Regions from separate parts of the Homo sapiens genome. Here region 2 is linked to region 1. The links are chromatin loops, found by intact Hi-C in ENCODE. Cell type or tissue: B cell. All regions are shown on one strand. Each heading gives the region's core, and the rest is flanking DNA. Links, peaks and the distances in the headings are about the cores only.

Region 1 (7,748 bases), core at 1,907-4,406:
ATGCCAAGGCTGTGTCCAATTTTTCACCTCTACTTTTTCTCAAATCATGAAATGATCCAGAAATTTCAGTATTTTGGCATGGAAGCTCCATTTTCTCACACCTGCAAGTTGCATTAGCATCCTTTGTTGCCTTGTGTTTACTGATTAGTGTTTGGAATATAGCTCACCACAGATATGGAGCAAGGACAGATATGCTTTCTCCAAGATATTTACCTAAAACCAATTACAGTGTTGTTAGAATACAGTCATCACAGAGTTAAGGAGAGGAAATTATGAAGTGGCATTTTATGCATGGGCTAAGAAAGGTCAATGATCCAGGCAATTTGCTAAAGGCAAAGCAACTATTACAGGAAGAAAAACCTGGCTGAATATCACGTTAAGTCAATAAGGAGCTCTCCAGGTGGAACGGGGTAATTTGTGGAGACCTGCCTTGCTACACAGTGAGATGATGTGATACAGAATTAGAAATATTGGTATTTTCACCCAAAATGTAGAACAAGAGCATCAGAAATGGAAAAGGGCATTAAGATAATCAGCCAAAATCATCAAGAGAACAACTCAGACATGACCCTCCAGTTAAACTGATTTGTCAGGGGCAATGATTTGCCTCCATTAGTCGTGTACCAAGTCCAAGTTCATGCCGGTCAAGGAGTCAAGAGGATGCACTGAATAAAGAATCACTTTCTTGCATTTTAAAACAATCTCAGCAAAAGACTTGGCAATATTAAAGTCATACGGATAGGAAATCATCATGAATTGACATTGGTAGGAAGCAAGGGGTTGGTAGTTAGGTAACACATCCTTTAATTTCTGGTGATTTTTAGGCTCCAAGTTGATCAATATGAGACCCTGACATAAGACTGCTTTGTAAATAGAAATCTGCTTTTCAGATCTAAGTCATTATTGTGATTGTCAGTGTAATTGGGCTTCAAATTATTCAAGGGTAGGGATAATCTCTTTATATCCCTGACTAGTGCTCTCGGATACAGCATGATGGAATGGACAGCACTGGAGCTAGACTGAACTCCACTACCAGTCAGCCCTGCAACCCTGGAGAAGCCACACTCCTTCTCTGGGACTTCCTTTATATCCAAATGAGGAAACAGGATTAGATCATTCTAAGGACCCCTTCAATGTCAGCATCCTGTAACAATATAAATCAGAGGTTCTTAGCTTTTTGGAGGTCACAGAAACCATAAGAATCTGATAAAAGCCATGGACTGTTTCTTCTCAAAGAAATGCATATACCTTTCCTATCCCCAGCAACCTCATAAACAATTTCAGGGGTTACTACATTCCTAAAGTCTCCCATGAACCATGGACTCCCAGGTGGGACCCCTGATCTAAGTGATTTCTGATTATTCCTTTGCCAAGTATTTACTGAGTGCCTACTAAGCCCCAGGTCCTGCGCTAGGTAACAGGATAAGGACAATTGTCTCAGAACCTCATGGAAAAACTGACATTTTAAAATACAGAAATCAACCCATAGCTTAGTAGGAAACATTTGACAATGTATTGATGCCAACCTTAAGCAGAAATCTCAGGTATAAACCCCAGAAAGCATAAATATATTGGGAAAATGGTAGCTATTTAAATTTAATTCTTTCCAGCACATTGGACTGAACATTCATTTCCTTTGCTAAGATTTTTGCTCCCTAGTCCCAGAACCATAAAGGTTCACATTTTCACCTTGTGTGAAAAAGGATGAATAGTGGTTTTGACCAACAGACATTTCAGGATGGATTTTAGGATGGAGAGCTTTGTAGGCACTGGAGTCATTCAGAACTGGGTTTAAAACCAGGATCTGAAACACACTGGCTGTTTAACAAGGTAAACAGTTGGGCGAGTTACTTGACCTCCCTGAACCTTGGTTTCCTGATCTGTAAAATGGGAATAATAACAATGACTACCTCAATAAGGAGTTCATAAGGGTTAGTTATAGTTAAGATATATAAAGCCAGGCCCTAGCAACCAAAAAGTACTCCATAAACGGGAACACTTTTTTCACTATTTGAATATAATATAAATTCTAGTCACACAGGGTCTGCTCACATAAGGAGTTTCTTGGGTTAAAATACGAAGACTTCATAACAGTTTTGTGATCTCAAGGGCCTTTCATCCCATCATTACAGAATTGCTACAGCTCTGTGGTGCCCTGAGCCACATGTGAATTGGTTCTTACGGAGCCCTGAACCTTCATACAGCCTTACCTGTCCGCTCTTGGCTGAAGGAGTGATTTTCATACTTGCCACTCCTTGTAGTTATGGTCACGGTGTAGAGGCGGCCTGGGGTGAGGGAGCTGAAGGAACATTCTCTGACAGACTTGGCAATGACAAGGGACTGAACCACCTTGCCGTCATGAGACAATGTTACCTCATAGTTATCCACATCTCCGGGCGCCAGCAGCCAGGAAACGCTGAGGTAGTCATTACGACCGGAATTGTTCACCGTTACTCCACTCACACTGGAAGGGACTGTGATTTTGAAAGGTGGGGGGCGGGGGGGGGGGGGAAGGGGGATTCAAAAAGAAAGACACAGTCAAAAGTTTGAGTCGTCTATTGCAGTCAGCACAAACCGTGGACTCACTCAGGAGATCTAATCTGATTATATAAGAGGTCAAGGAAGCGTGAGGATTTCACTCAGCTTCCAGAAGCTGAGTGTTCTTACATCAGAAAACTAATCAAAATAAAAATGTCCGGAGGCCTTTGGGATGCCTCGTAAATACAAGGATGCCACTACTGCATTTTTATGGGGTTGCTGTTTGTAAAGCATTTCAAGTGGAGACATCCTTATACAATGTTTTAGAAGGTTCCCTGTAAGAAAGGGAACAAATATTTCAACAATCTAAATGAATCAACTTGAACCAAACTTACCAATAAAGCAAAAATGTTTGAGTGGAAAGGGGAAGAATACGATAGCTTTTCTAAAGACCTTAAACTGGGATAGCTTCAATTTTTTTGTGATGAAGTTATTCATTCCTGGGAAGTAATAGCTAACACAACCAGAGGGACCGTTTTCCCTTTGCAAGGCATTTCCTGCCCTCTAGTGGTAAGAAATAAGCCTAAAAACCTATCTTGGAAGTAAGAAGTCTGGAAGCTGGACCAACCAAGGGCAGAGAGAACTGTTATGGCGATAATGGGTTTTCTGATGTCAACTATAATCATTTGCTTATATGAATTGGGGATTAGTGTCACAAACGTTTACTGAGAACCTACTATTTGCCAGGTATACAAAAATGAAAAACGCATGAATGTCTTCAAGAAGTTCTCTGGTTGGAGGTATAGTCAGCAAATTAGTAATTGCAGTATTGAGTAAAAGTTGAACCACATATCAGAAATAGGTGCCCATTAAATAGTACTGCCATAAATGAATATAGGGTTAAAATATTACAGTATATATGAACTACACTACTGTTTTAATCATTAGTTGATTAACTTAACAGTTTCATATGATTGTCAATATCAGTACATCACTTATAATGGACAGGATTTGGCTAGATGACTTCTGAGAATCCTTCTAATGTAATATGTTCGGACTTTGTGAATTAAGCCCCAAAGCATACCTTATACTTAAAAGCACTTATCCATCACTAAAAATTATAAACTGCATTCTAGTGAACAACTCTGGTAATGTTGATCCACATATATGGACATTTCCTAGATATAAAGTTGAACTTTTTAGCCAGAAGATTTATATATTGGTACATCTCTTCCTTCCTTTTCTTTCCTTCTTTTCTTCCTTTTTGCTTTCTTTCCTTCCTTTCTTCTGCCATCCAACCATCTATACATCCTTTAGTTGCTCTCAAAAGCAACTCATTATGCTTGTTTTTAAAAACTGCTGGAAATATTTGCAACTACTAACATTTTATTAGAAAAGACACAATTATCAAAAGTTTTCACAGAAATATGATTCACATGTTTAAGAAAAAATAGATACAAAATTTGTTTTTGCTTTAGGATGAGCATTTTCCCAGATTAGAATTAGATTTGTTAAGTATATCTAATATCTTTAATTTTAAATATTCTGCCATCTTATCTGGGCTGGGAGGGTTTATTTATATGTTTCAACTCAGTGGAAACAGGTGAAATATAAGAATACCTTTCAAAATTATTTCAATATTGACTAATGTTTCAGCAATTTGAGGAGATGATAAGGATTATCAAGGCCTTACCCACTGAATTCTTTACAATTGACTGTGTACAAAATTTACTAAAAGAGGCACCTTTCAAAATCCCTATTATTGTGCTTTACAGGAGTCTCCCATTTTCCCCTTTATCGTGATAATGTGCACTCTTCATATGTTTGAGTAAAATAACTCGTGCTCAATTTATTCATATTTGATTCTCTCCTCAAAACTTTATGACCATTCTTCAAATAATTTCTTGTCCCTTTTTCCCTTTTTTGAATGCTTCTATTATATAATATGGGTCAAATACTTGTACCTTTATTCTAATTAAAATATAAATAAAAATATAAATTAAAAAATAAAAATAATTTTAAGTCCCACTTACTTAAAGTACACAGTTATTTCAAGAGATAGCACAGACTAGACTATTTTAGTAGCTCACAATAAGTTGGACAATCCTTGTGGTATATAAAATGAGAATCAACCTGTGTGGCAGAATATGGTTCCCCGACCATTTCCTTTTCCTCTTGACACACAGCTAGACTGCATTTCTCAGGCTCCCAGGCAGTCAGATGTAGCCATGTAACTGAGTTCTGGCCAGTGGAATGTGGGTGGAAGTGAAATGCCTACTCCCAAGTCTGATGAGTTGTACCCCTCCCCAACCTCCATTCTCTGGAGAAATGGGGAGAGCTCTGAGGACCTACAGCAAAGAAGAGCCACTGATAGTAGGAGACTGTATCCCAACCAATAGAGGCATCCAATCATGAACACCCACATTATACAGTGTCTAAGCATGAATTAAATCAGTCTAATGTGACTGATACAACTGCAAATCACTGGGAAATGAATGCAAGGTCGTCCTCCACTCCTCTCCTCAGCTTTATTATTTCTCCTTCCCTATTCTGACACCCAGGGTAGGAGTGAATTATTGTGTGTGGATTAAAACACAGAAGCTTAGGGAAATAAGTTAATGGCAGAGCTAGGACCAAAACCTAGGCCTCCTGATTTCCATGCTAAGCTTTTCAGCTACCTACCCCCAAGTATGCTACACCAATGGATGGTGCCAAGAACCATTAAAAGAAAGGAAAGAAAATATCAGGGAGAAAGATGCAGGTGACAGGCCGGGCGCAGTGGCTCACACCTGTGATCCCAGCCCTTTGGGAGGCCGAGGCAGGCAGATCACGAGGTCAGGAGATCGAGACCATCCTGGCCAACAAGCTGAAACCCTGTTTCTACTAAAAGTACAAAAATTAGCTGGGCGTGGTGGTGCGTGCCTGTAATCCCAGCTACTCGGGAGACTGAGACAGGAGAATCGCTTGAACCAGGGAGTCGGAGGTTGCAGTGAGCCAAGATCGTGCCACTGCACTCCAGCCTGGCGACAAAATGAGACTCCATCTCAAAAAAAAAAAAAAAAAAAAGAAACATGCAAGTGACAATGTCAGCTGTCATAGAATGAGGGAAATGGGCATACACCAGTGAATTTCTACCAAGACTATGAAACATCTTCTCAGTGACTTCATTGTTCTTCTGGGAGAGTTAATGAAGTTAATGTCCTCTGGGTTCATTAAGTAGATGAGATTCATGATTTTGGAAAGAGATGCATCTATGATGCCTGCAGCTGATAAACAGAATTTGAGTGTTGAGGATGCAGAAGGAGAAGCCTGAAATCCAACTTAAAATAATTATATAAAATTAAGTAGACAAGGTCCCACTAATAATTATCAAAGCTTCTATTGGGTTTATGTAATTTTTTTCTAAGAAATGAACATACATTTTATATATCATATATATTAATTTTTTATGTTCTTTCATTGTATTACATAGAAAATTCTATGTAATTTCTTCCTCGGTGCCATGGCTCCCTGACATACATGACCATAATGACACTTATTTGTTTACTTAGCTTTCTAACAGGGAGCTATTAAGGTCAAGAAAAATTGTTTAGATAGCATATTAAGCACTTGTTTAACGTTGCTTATGAAAATATATGAGACCTGAAAATTAGATCAACTCCACCTCTAACCATATTAATTGGAGATCATTTTCTTTTTATGTCTTGCAAACCAAGAATATATAAGAGTGAAAGATGCTTTCTTTGGGAGGTTTGTTTTGTTTTTTATCCATTATTGTTTACCTTAACTGGAACATAAACATTTCAAAGGAAATCAACTGAATAGGGGGATAAGTCTAGACATCGAGTGAGGAGTTCTTACATGTTCATTGGAGATGTTAAAATATTCAGCCAGGAGTGGTGGCTCACGCCTGTAATCCCAGAACTTTGGGAGGCCGAGGCGGGTGGATCACCTGAGGTCAGGAGTTCGAGAGCAGCCTGACCAACGTGGAGAAACCCTGTCTCTACTAAAAATACAAAGTTAGCAGGGCGTGGTGGCACACGCCTGTAATCCCAGCTACTCGGGAGACTGAGGCAGGAGAATTGCTGAACCCAGGAGGCGGAGGTTGCGGTGAGCCGAGATCACGCCATCGCACTCCAGCCTGAGCAACCAGAGCGAAATTCCGTCTCAAAAAAAAAAAAAAAAATCAGAATTTATTCTCTCTTGCCATCACCCATCGCCCAATTTCCATTCCATATACCTTCTGGATGGCTAGCTTTTGTGAAACTTAGCTTTTGTAAAGGCCAGGGATGAGTCTGATTTTAGGATATTTCTATAATATTCTGATTAGGGGTCTCATGTACTCAGATCTTAGTTAAGTCACAGACACATATCTCTACTTCTTACCTGTTCTTCCCTCCACAACCACTTGTCGGGAAGAGATCCCTCCACTCACTGTTGTTACCACCACGGAGTACAGGCTGCCGGACTTGAGAGAGTGGAAGCTGTATCTGCTGGTCTCACTGGAGATGCTTTCATTTTTAATGACCACATTTTCATGGATCAGTAAGACTTGGTAAAATTCTACGTCTCCTTGTGCCTGGGTCCAGTTAGTAAACAGACTACTGGTCATTCCTTGGTTGGCCACATGCAAGTCAGTCACTTGGGCAGGCACTAAAACAGTAGACAGAAGAAAAAACAAATGACACTTAGTCACCTTAAGAAAGTGTAAGAAAAATGAGTCAAAAAATGGAGACAGACTTGAAAGTACTAAAAATAATTTTTGTGTTGTTGCTATAGACTCTCAGTTCTATTTCCTGTGGCATATGGAGAACTACTCCTCTAGAGAGGCTCTAGTACTTTGAAAAAGCTGCTTATATAGGGAATCAAAATTATTTAAGATCCAAAGATGAGATGATGCATGCTTATTAAGTGGTTTTGATTTTAAATTTTAGATAATGAAGGCTGCTATTTTTGAAAACTGCTTAGTTAATGTGATTTTATCTGTCCTTACCCCATGAGAATTCAAAGCTATCTAATCTACCTGAGCCAATGATTGTTATGGGGTGGTATTGGGAATTCCCTTCAGTCTGTTGATTATGGTCTAGCAAACTGATTAGTTCTATACTGGCACATTCTTAAAGGGGCTGTTATTATACATGAACATGTGATAATAATATAAATTATAATATATATATTAAAAAATAATGATAATAACAACAACTACTGAAGGCCTACTATGTGCCAGTTATGAGCTATATGTCTCATAAAGGTTACATTATTTGACACCC
Region 2 (7,748 bases), core at 3,292-5,791, 1.3 Mb before region 1:
AATACACAAGTATGATGTATTTTATAATCAATAAAATAATAGAAATATGCTTACTATTGTATAAGTCTAGCTGAATTCTAGATCGTTTAAGTGACCATCATACCTAGAAGGTGATAGTAATAAATATTTAAAATAATACTTAGGTGTTTTTCCAAAAACATGTCAAATTCTACTTTAAAATTTTCTATTTATATTATCTGAAATTTTGTTTTAGTACATTTTACTTGAAATGGGAGATAATAGTCCAATGAGGGCATGGAAGTAACAAATAGTTAATGTTATAAAGAGTCTTCTGCCCTATCAGAGAATCTCAACATGAAAGAGAGGAAGATGTAGGTTGAAAAAGCATATTTTGAAACTATTATTGCTTTGATATATTTTCCTTCAAATAATATCAAAGGAGATTGTAAGGCTTAACACCACTTTCTCTCCAGATAGCCATAAAATTAGTCTTCTTACAGCACTAGGTGGAGGAAGCCAAGGGCCTGGTCACCAGTGTACCAAGTACTGGACTGGGGGCTGGGAGGACTTCAGTTACCAATAATGGTATCTCTAGGTCCACAACAAGGTAAACAGTTTGAAACATTGAGTTGCAGTTGATGCCACACAAAAATTTCTCTATTTGTTGTCTTGGTTGGGACACAGTGATTAGTACAAGTAATGTACCCGAATGGGGACTTAACAGTCATCCTCCCTTATGAAGCAGACTGCTGTAGAATTTCACGCAACTTGGGGCCACTCTGGTGAGCCTGTATATCTTCCTGACACGTTTGCACCTGGTGGTAATCTACCTGTGCCAAACCATTTCTGCCCTTATGGTGGTGTGGTATCTCATTTTTTTCAAATACTTTTCAGAGTCCTAACAGCTCTCAGATCTCAGAATGATGACCTCAATTGGAGCCTGCTTCCTGGAGAAATTGGCCAAGGTAGAGATTACGAGAACCAGAGTCATTCCAGGACAGATTAAACCTTAGCATTGTTGAAAGCAACTACCATTACATGACAGCTTGCCAAGATGGGTTGGGGAAGCCAGGATTTTGGTGATGAATAGTGTCTTCCAACATTTGAGAAACCTTAAGTACTATTGGGTTCTGTGTATTCATTCATTCAGAATTACCGAGTTGCCCATTAGATGTCAGGCACTGTGCTAGGGTCAAACTAAAAACTCCACCTGAAGATTAGCTAATATTTGCATGAAGCAGTGGATATTTTAATCTTTTTAGAGACAGGTCTTACTATGTTGCCCAGGCTAGACTTGAACTCCTAGGATCAAGTGATCCTCCTGCCTCAGACTCCTGAGTAGCTGGGACCACAGGTGCGTGCCACTGTACCCAGCAATTTTGCTCGATCTGTAGGGCTCCCAATCTGCTATGTCTGAGATCTTGTTGAATCTTATAGAGATAACTTAGAAAAGACGTAGCTCAGGAATTTCATTTTTTGGGCTTTCACATATATGCACTTTTCAGGGTTAGCCAAAAAGAGGTGGTGCTGCAGTATTCAGGATGTCTTATTTCTTGGAAGAAGAGTTTATGTGAGGTCATTATGGGATCTAAATCAGATAAGATATAGTTAGTATCTCTCTTCAGGTAGGATTCATTTAACAAATATTCTGGTTGCACATCCAGGTGCCAAAATGAATATAGCCATGAATGTAACATCCCTCATCTCTTGAAGATTATTTGTAGTGAGGAAAGGCAGACAATGATCAAATATATCAGTTTGTGTTAAAAATTATTAACCAGTATAAAGCAAGGTATTACTATATATGTTTGTCAAGGAAGATCCTTATGAAGTGTGGTTTGAACAGAGCTGAAAATATAGAGAGGGAGTGATAGTCATGTGGCTATCAGGGAGAAAACCATTCTTTTTTTTTTTTTTTAAGATGGAGTTTCGCTCTTGTTGCCCAGGCTGGAGTGCAATGGCGCGACCTCGGCTTACTGCAGCCTCCACCTCCCGGGTTCAAGCGATTCTTCTGCCTCAGCCTCCTGAGTAGCTAGGATTACAGGTGCCCACCACCATGCTGGCTAATTTTTTTGTATTTTTAGTAGAGATGGAGTTTCATCATGTTGGCCAGGCTTGTCTCGAACTCTTGACCTCAGGTGATCCACCAACCTCGGCCTTCCAAAGTGCTGGGATCACAGGTGTGAGCCATGATGCCCAGCCAGAGAAAACATTCTCGCAGAAGTAATAGTGCAAGTGCCCTAATTGAGGCAGCAAAAGGCTGGTAGAGTGAGGGAAGAGAAGAATGGTCAGAAATGGGTTCAAGAAGATATTTGGGGACATGATTTTGTAGGGCTTTATTGGGAATGGTAAAGATTTCAGGTTTTTTCATGGTATGACAAAATTTGGAAGCATATGAGCAGATAAGGTATAATCCTACATTTTATCACTGGTTACTATTTGAAAAATAAGCTGTTAGGGAACAATTCCAGAAGCAGGTGGACCAATTGGAATTAAAGCAAAGGCTTTAATATGGGTAAGAGAAAAAAGTATAGTTTCTTAGATTAGGGTAATAGCAGTGGAAACAAAGATTCCGAGTTTATTTTTAAGGTAAAGCTAACTTCGTCTGTTGCTGTATAGGTGAATATGAGAAAAAGAAATAAAGAACATCTCCAAAGTTTTTGACCTAAGAAAATGAAGAAGGAAAAAATAAGTCATCTAATAATGAAAGAAGACTGGGGAATGGGGTGGAAACTTTTGAGGGGGTAGGTATCAAAAATTTCATGCTGGATATGTTGAGTTTGAGAAAACAGACCACCAAGTGGACACACCAAGTAGTGATTTGAATATACATATTGGGAATTCAAGGTCAGTGTCAGGGCTAGAGATAGAATTGTGGGAAGTATAGGGCCGGGCGTGGTGGCCCAAGCCTGTAATCCAGCACTTTGGGAGGCCGAGGCAAGCGGATCATGAGGTCAGGAGATCGAGACCATCCTGGCTAACACGGTGAAACCCTGTCTCTACTAAAAATACAAAAGAATTAGCTGGGCATGGTGGTAGGCACCTGTAATCCCAGCTACTCGGGAGGCTGAGGCAGGAGAATGGCGTGAACCCAGGAGGTGGAGGTTGCAGTGAGCCGAGATCGTGCCACTGCACTCCAGCCTGGGAGACAGAGTGAGACTCCATCTCAAAAAAAAAAAAGTGTGGGAAGTATGGGTATATAAATAGTATTTAAAGCAGTGGGACCGGATGAGCTCACTGAGAGAATGATAGTTAAAAGGTCAGCAGGCTGAACCCCGGGGTTCTTCTATATTTAAGATAGACAAAATTAGCGTGACTCAATAAGACTGAGGGGACAACCTGTGAGGTAAGAGAGCTGAGAGAGGAGAAAAAAAAATTAAATTTGCATGGGGGGGCCTTGAAGCAAAGTTTCATAAAAGAGGGAGAAACATTAAGTGTCTGGCATACTACTGAAGGATTGACTAAGATGAAGACTGAATTGACCATTTCATTTGACAATTAAGTTCAGTAGTGGCTGAGCAGTATGGTTTGAATGGAGTGGTGAGGACAAAAGGGTGATTTGAGTGAACTGAGGAGGGAATAAGAAGGGAGATAGTGAAAACAGTTTTTTTGTTTGTTTGTGGAGATTGGGTCTTGCCCTATCACCCAGGCTGGAGTGTAGTGATGTGATTATGGCTCATTGCAGCCTCAACCTCCTGGGCTCAAGCAGTCCTCCCACCTCAGCCTCCCAAGTGGCTGGGACTAAAAGCATTCACCACCAAGCCTGACAATTTTTTAAAACTTTTTGTAGAGATGAGGTCCTTACTATGTTGCCCAGGCTGGTCTTGAACTCCTGGACTCAAGTTATCCTCCTGCCTTGGCCTCCCAAAGTGTGAGGATTACAGGTGTGAGCCACTGTGCCCATCCCAGAAATGGTCTTTAGAAGAGTACTGTAGTATGTCAGCAAGGCGATGGAACAGGAAGACCAAGACCCTTCTTCTGTCATGGATAAATGAATTTAACAATGATAGACCAAATCCCTCTGTGAGAAATCCAGAAACCGGTTACAGGTTGCTTTACCACAAGTGAGACTAAAATCAACGGCATCAAAGCCAGGTAGGAAAATTCAACTACCTGTCGCTTGCCAGAGCCTCCCAGCCCCCAACCCCTGCACAGCGTGGAGCAATTGGGAGGAAACCTTCAAACTTCTATCTGCAGAGGAAAAAGACTAGAACATATATCCAACATTCTAAGTTTTAGGGACCTGGCTGAGGGACCGCTTTCTGTATTTTTGCCTGAATCTGAGCACAGCAAGGGGGCACCAGCTGTAAGCTCTGGGAACACACTGCTCCGGAGTCTGCAGTACCACAGACAGACACTAGGCGAAGCTCCAGTACCATGACTTGCTATAGCACCCAAGACGCCACAGTATTGCAGGGGAACTTCTGATTAGAAACCCTGCAAACCTCTTCAAGTAGAATTCACACACAAGCCTAAAGAGGATGCATTCCCAGAAAAGGCTTAAGAAGCCTCCAGAATCTCTAGCCAGGCTGAATGGAGAAAGTCTTTGATATAGAAAACAAGATCAGAAAATCTGGGTGAGATGGCTGATTCTTCAATACTAAAATCCCAACAAAAATTAATGAGACATAACAAAGAAATGGAAACATGGCACATTTAAGAAACCAATTAAATTTCCAGAAACCAACTTGAAATAAATGGAGGTAAATGAGGTGCCAGAGAATTAACAAATACCATTATAAGAATGCTTAATTAAAATAGAGCATAGATAGCTAAACAAAACCAAGAAAATCATGCATAAACAGATTGAGAATATCATCAAAGAGAAACTGTAAAGAAGTACCAAACAAATTCTGCAACTGAAGAATACAATAACTGAATTGATAAAAAAAAAAAAAAATCTCTAGAGGGATTGAACAGACTTGGAAAGGCCGAAGAAATAGTGAACTCAAAGACAGGACTTTCAAAATTGCTGAGGCACAGGAGAATGAAAAAATATAAAGGGAGCCTAAGGGGCTTATGGGACACCATCAAACAGAACAACATTATGGGAGTTTCAGAAGAAAAATAGAGAAAAAGGCACAGACCTATTAGAAGAAATAACAGCAAAAAATTTCCTAGATATGAGAGAAATTGACATATAAAAGAAACTAAGAAAATGCCAGCAAAGATAAATCTCAAGAGACCACACAAAGACACATTATAATAAACTATCAAAAACAGAGTCATGAAAGCAGCAAGAGAAAAGCACTCATCATGTACAAGAGGGCTCCTAATCAATTATTAGCATGTTTCTCAGCAGAAACCTTGCAGACTAGAAGGGAATGGGATGATACATTCAAAGTATAGAAGTTCCTGATAAGGTAAATGCATAGAAATATATACAGTCCTATAATATTGTAATGTAGGTGTGTAAATTACATTTAATTCTAGCATTGAATTTATTTATTTATTTTTAAAGTTGGGGTCTAGCTTTGTTGCCCAAGCTGGTCTTGAACTTTTGGGCTCAAGTAATCCTCCTGCCTTACCCTCTGAGTAGTTGGGGCTACAGGTGTGCACCACCATGCCCAGGTACCAGTTTTGAATACAAAAAACAGAAGTGTAAAAAGTAATTATATATCTGAGTAATGGATACTCATTATAAAAAGAGAAAATTGTGTTAATTACAAAGTGGAGGGGGGCAGAGATGTAAAGGAGTAGAGTTTTTATACATGAATGAAGTTGTTAGCTGTTTCAAATAGGATGTTACAATGTTTAGGTGTTTTATGTAATTGCAGTGGTAACCACAGAGAAAATACCTACAAAATATACACAAAGGGAAATGAGAAGGGAATCAAAGCATGTCACTACAAAAAAAAACAAACAAACAAAAAACAAAAAACACAACAAAACAAAAAAGACAGCAGTGGAAGAAAGTAGAGACAAAAAAGCTACGTGACATACAGAAAACAACAAAATGGCAATAGTGAGTTCTTTCCTATCAGCAATTACTTTAAAGGTAGATGTGATGAACACTAATTAAAAGACAGATTGGCTGAGTGGATTTAAAAAAAAACAAAACAAGATCCAACTGTATGCTTTTTACAAAAGACTTACCTTAGACTTAGGGACACACAAAGTCTAAACGTGAAGGGATGGAAAACAGTTCCATGTAAATGGGAAGCTAAAAGCGGGGGTGGCCATATGTAATATTAGACAAGGTAGTCTAGATAGTCTTTAAGTAGAAACTCAGGAGAACAAAAAAGGATGTTATGTAATGATAAGGGGTCCATTCATCAGGAACATAAGACAACTATAAATATATGCACATCTAATGTTAGAACTCCCAAATAGGTGAAGCATTGACAGGACTGAAAGAAGAAATTAACAACAACACAATAATAGCAGGAGACATAATACTTCTCTTTCATTTATGGCCAGAACAACCATACAGAAGATCGACAAGGAAACAGAAGACATGAACACAGTATAGATCAGTTGGCTGTAACTGATGTCCACTCAACAACAGCAGAATACACATTCTTAAGTACTCGTGGAGGCTTCTCCAAGATAGACCACATGTTAGGCTGTAAAACAAATCTTAACAAATATAAGGAGATTGAAATCATACAAAGTATCTTCTCCAATCACAATGAAATAAAACAAGAAATCAATAGCAGAAGGAAAACAAGAAAGTCCACGAATTTGTGGGAACTAAGCAGTGCCCTCTTAATGAATGGGTCAGAGAAGAAAACACAAGTGAATTTAGATAATATCTGGAAACTAATGAAAGCAAAAATGCAACATATCACACTTATGGAATGCAGTGAAAGTAGAAGTGAGGGAGAGGTTTATAGTGGTAAACACCTACATTAAAAAAGAAGAAAGATCTCAAATCAACAACCTAATCTCATATCTCAAAGAACTAGAAAAGAACAACAAACTAAACCCTAAGTTATCAGAAGGATTAGAGCATAGGTAAATGAATTAGAGAATAGAAATACCATAGAGAAACATCAAGGAAACCAAAAGTTGTTTTTGTTGAAAAGATCAATGAAATTGTCTAACCCTTAGCTAGACCAACTGAGAAAATAAGAGAGAAGACTGAAATAAGTAAAATTAGAAAGCCAGGTGCAGTGGCTCATACCAGTAATCCTAGCACTTTGGGAGGCCAAGGTGGGAGGATTGCTTGAGCCTAGGAGTTCAAGACCAGCCTGGGCAACATAGCGAAACCCTATCTCTAAAAAAGAAGTAAAATAAAAAACTTTAGAAACAAATGAGAAGCTGGAAATCATCATTCTCGGCAAACTGTCGCAAGGACAAAAAACCAAATACCGCATGTTCTCACTCATAGGTAGGTGGGACTTGAACAATGAGAACACTTGGACACAGGAAGGGGAACATCACACACTGGGGCCTGTTGTGGGGTGGGAGGAGGGGGGAGGGATAGCATTAGAAGATATACCTAATGTAAATGACGAGTTAAAAGGTGCAGCACACCAACATGGCACATGTATACATATGTAACCTGCATGTTGTGCACATGTACCCTAGAACTTAAAGTATAATAAAAAATAGAAAAAAAAAGAAATGAATGAGAGGACATTATAACCATTGTCACAGAAATAAGGATTATGAGACTGTTGTGAACAACTATGCCAACAAATTGGATCATGTAAAAGAAATGGATAAATTCCTAGAGGAATACCACCTACAAAGACTGAATCATGAAGAAATAAAGAATATGAATAAACATAATATGAGTAAATAAATTGAAGCAGTAATCAAAACCTTCCCAGTGAAGAAAA

Evidence for each region. Peaks named below come from ENCODE experiments on the same cell type or tissue, not always from the same donor. Only the 100,000 strongest peaks of a DNase experiment are listed, where the experiment ranks them.
Region 2: it touches region 1 in a loop (16-fold over the local background); 2 of 110 quality-filtered maps call a loop at or near these places.

Annotation. Positions count from the first base shown.
Region 1 is chr12:70,574,172-70,581,919 of GRCh38, forward strand. PTPRB (protein tyrosine phosphatase receptor type B) reads right to left here. Exons shown (of 34, transcript NM_001109754.4): 10 at 6,865-7,131; 11 at 2,211-2,474. Among named protein-coding and RNA genes, the nearest start is that of PTPRB, 59 kb to the right of the region's middle. In B cell, for the core only: CTCF peaks have their summits at 3,020 (motif pointing left) and 3,223; a DNase peak (open chromatin) is centred at 3,040.
Region 2 is chr12:69,286,866-69,294,613 of GRCh38, forward strand. No RefSeq gene overlaps it. Among named protein-coding and RNA genes, the nearest start is that of MIR1279, 18 kb to the left of the region's middle. In B cell, for the core only: a CTCF peak has its summit at 4,321; a DNase peak (open chromatin) is centred at 4,316; H3K27me3 peaks cover 906 bases.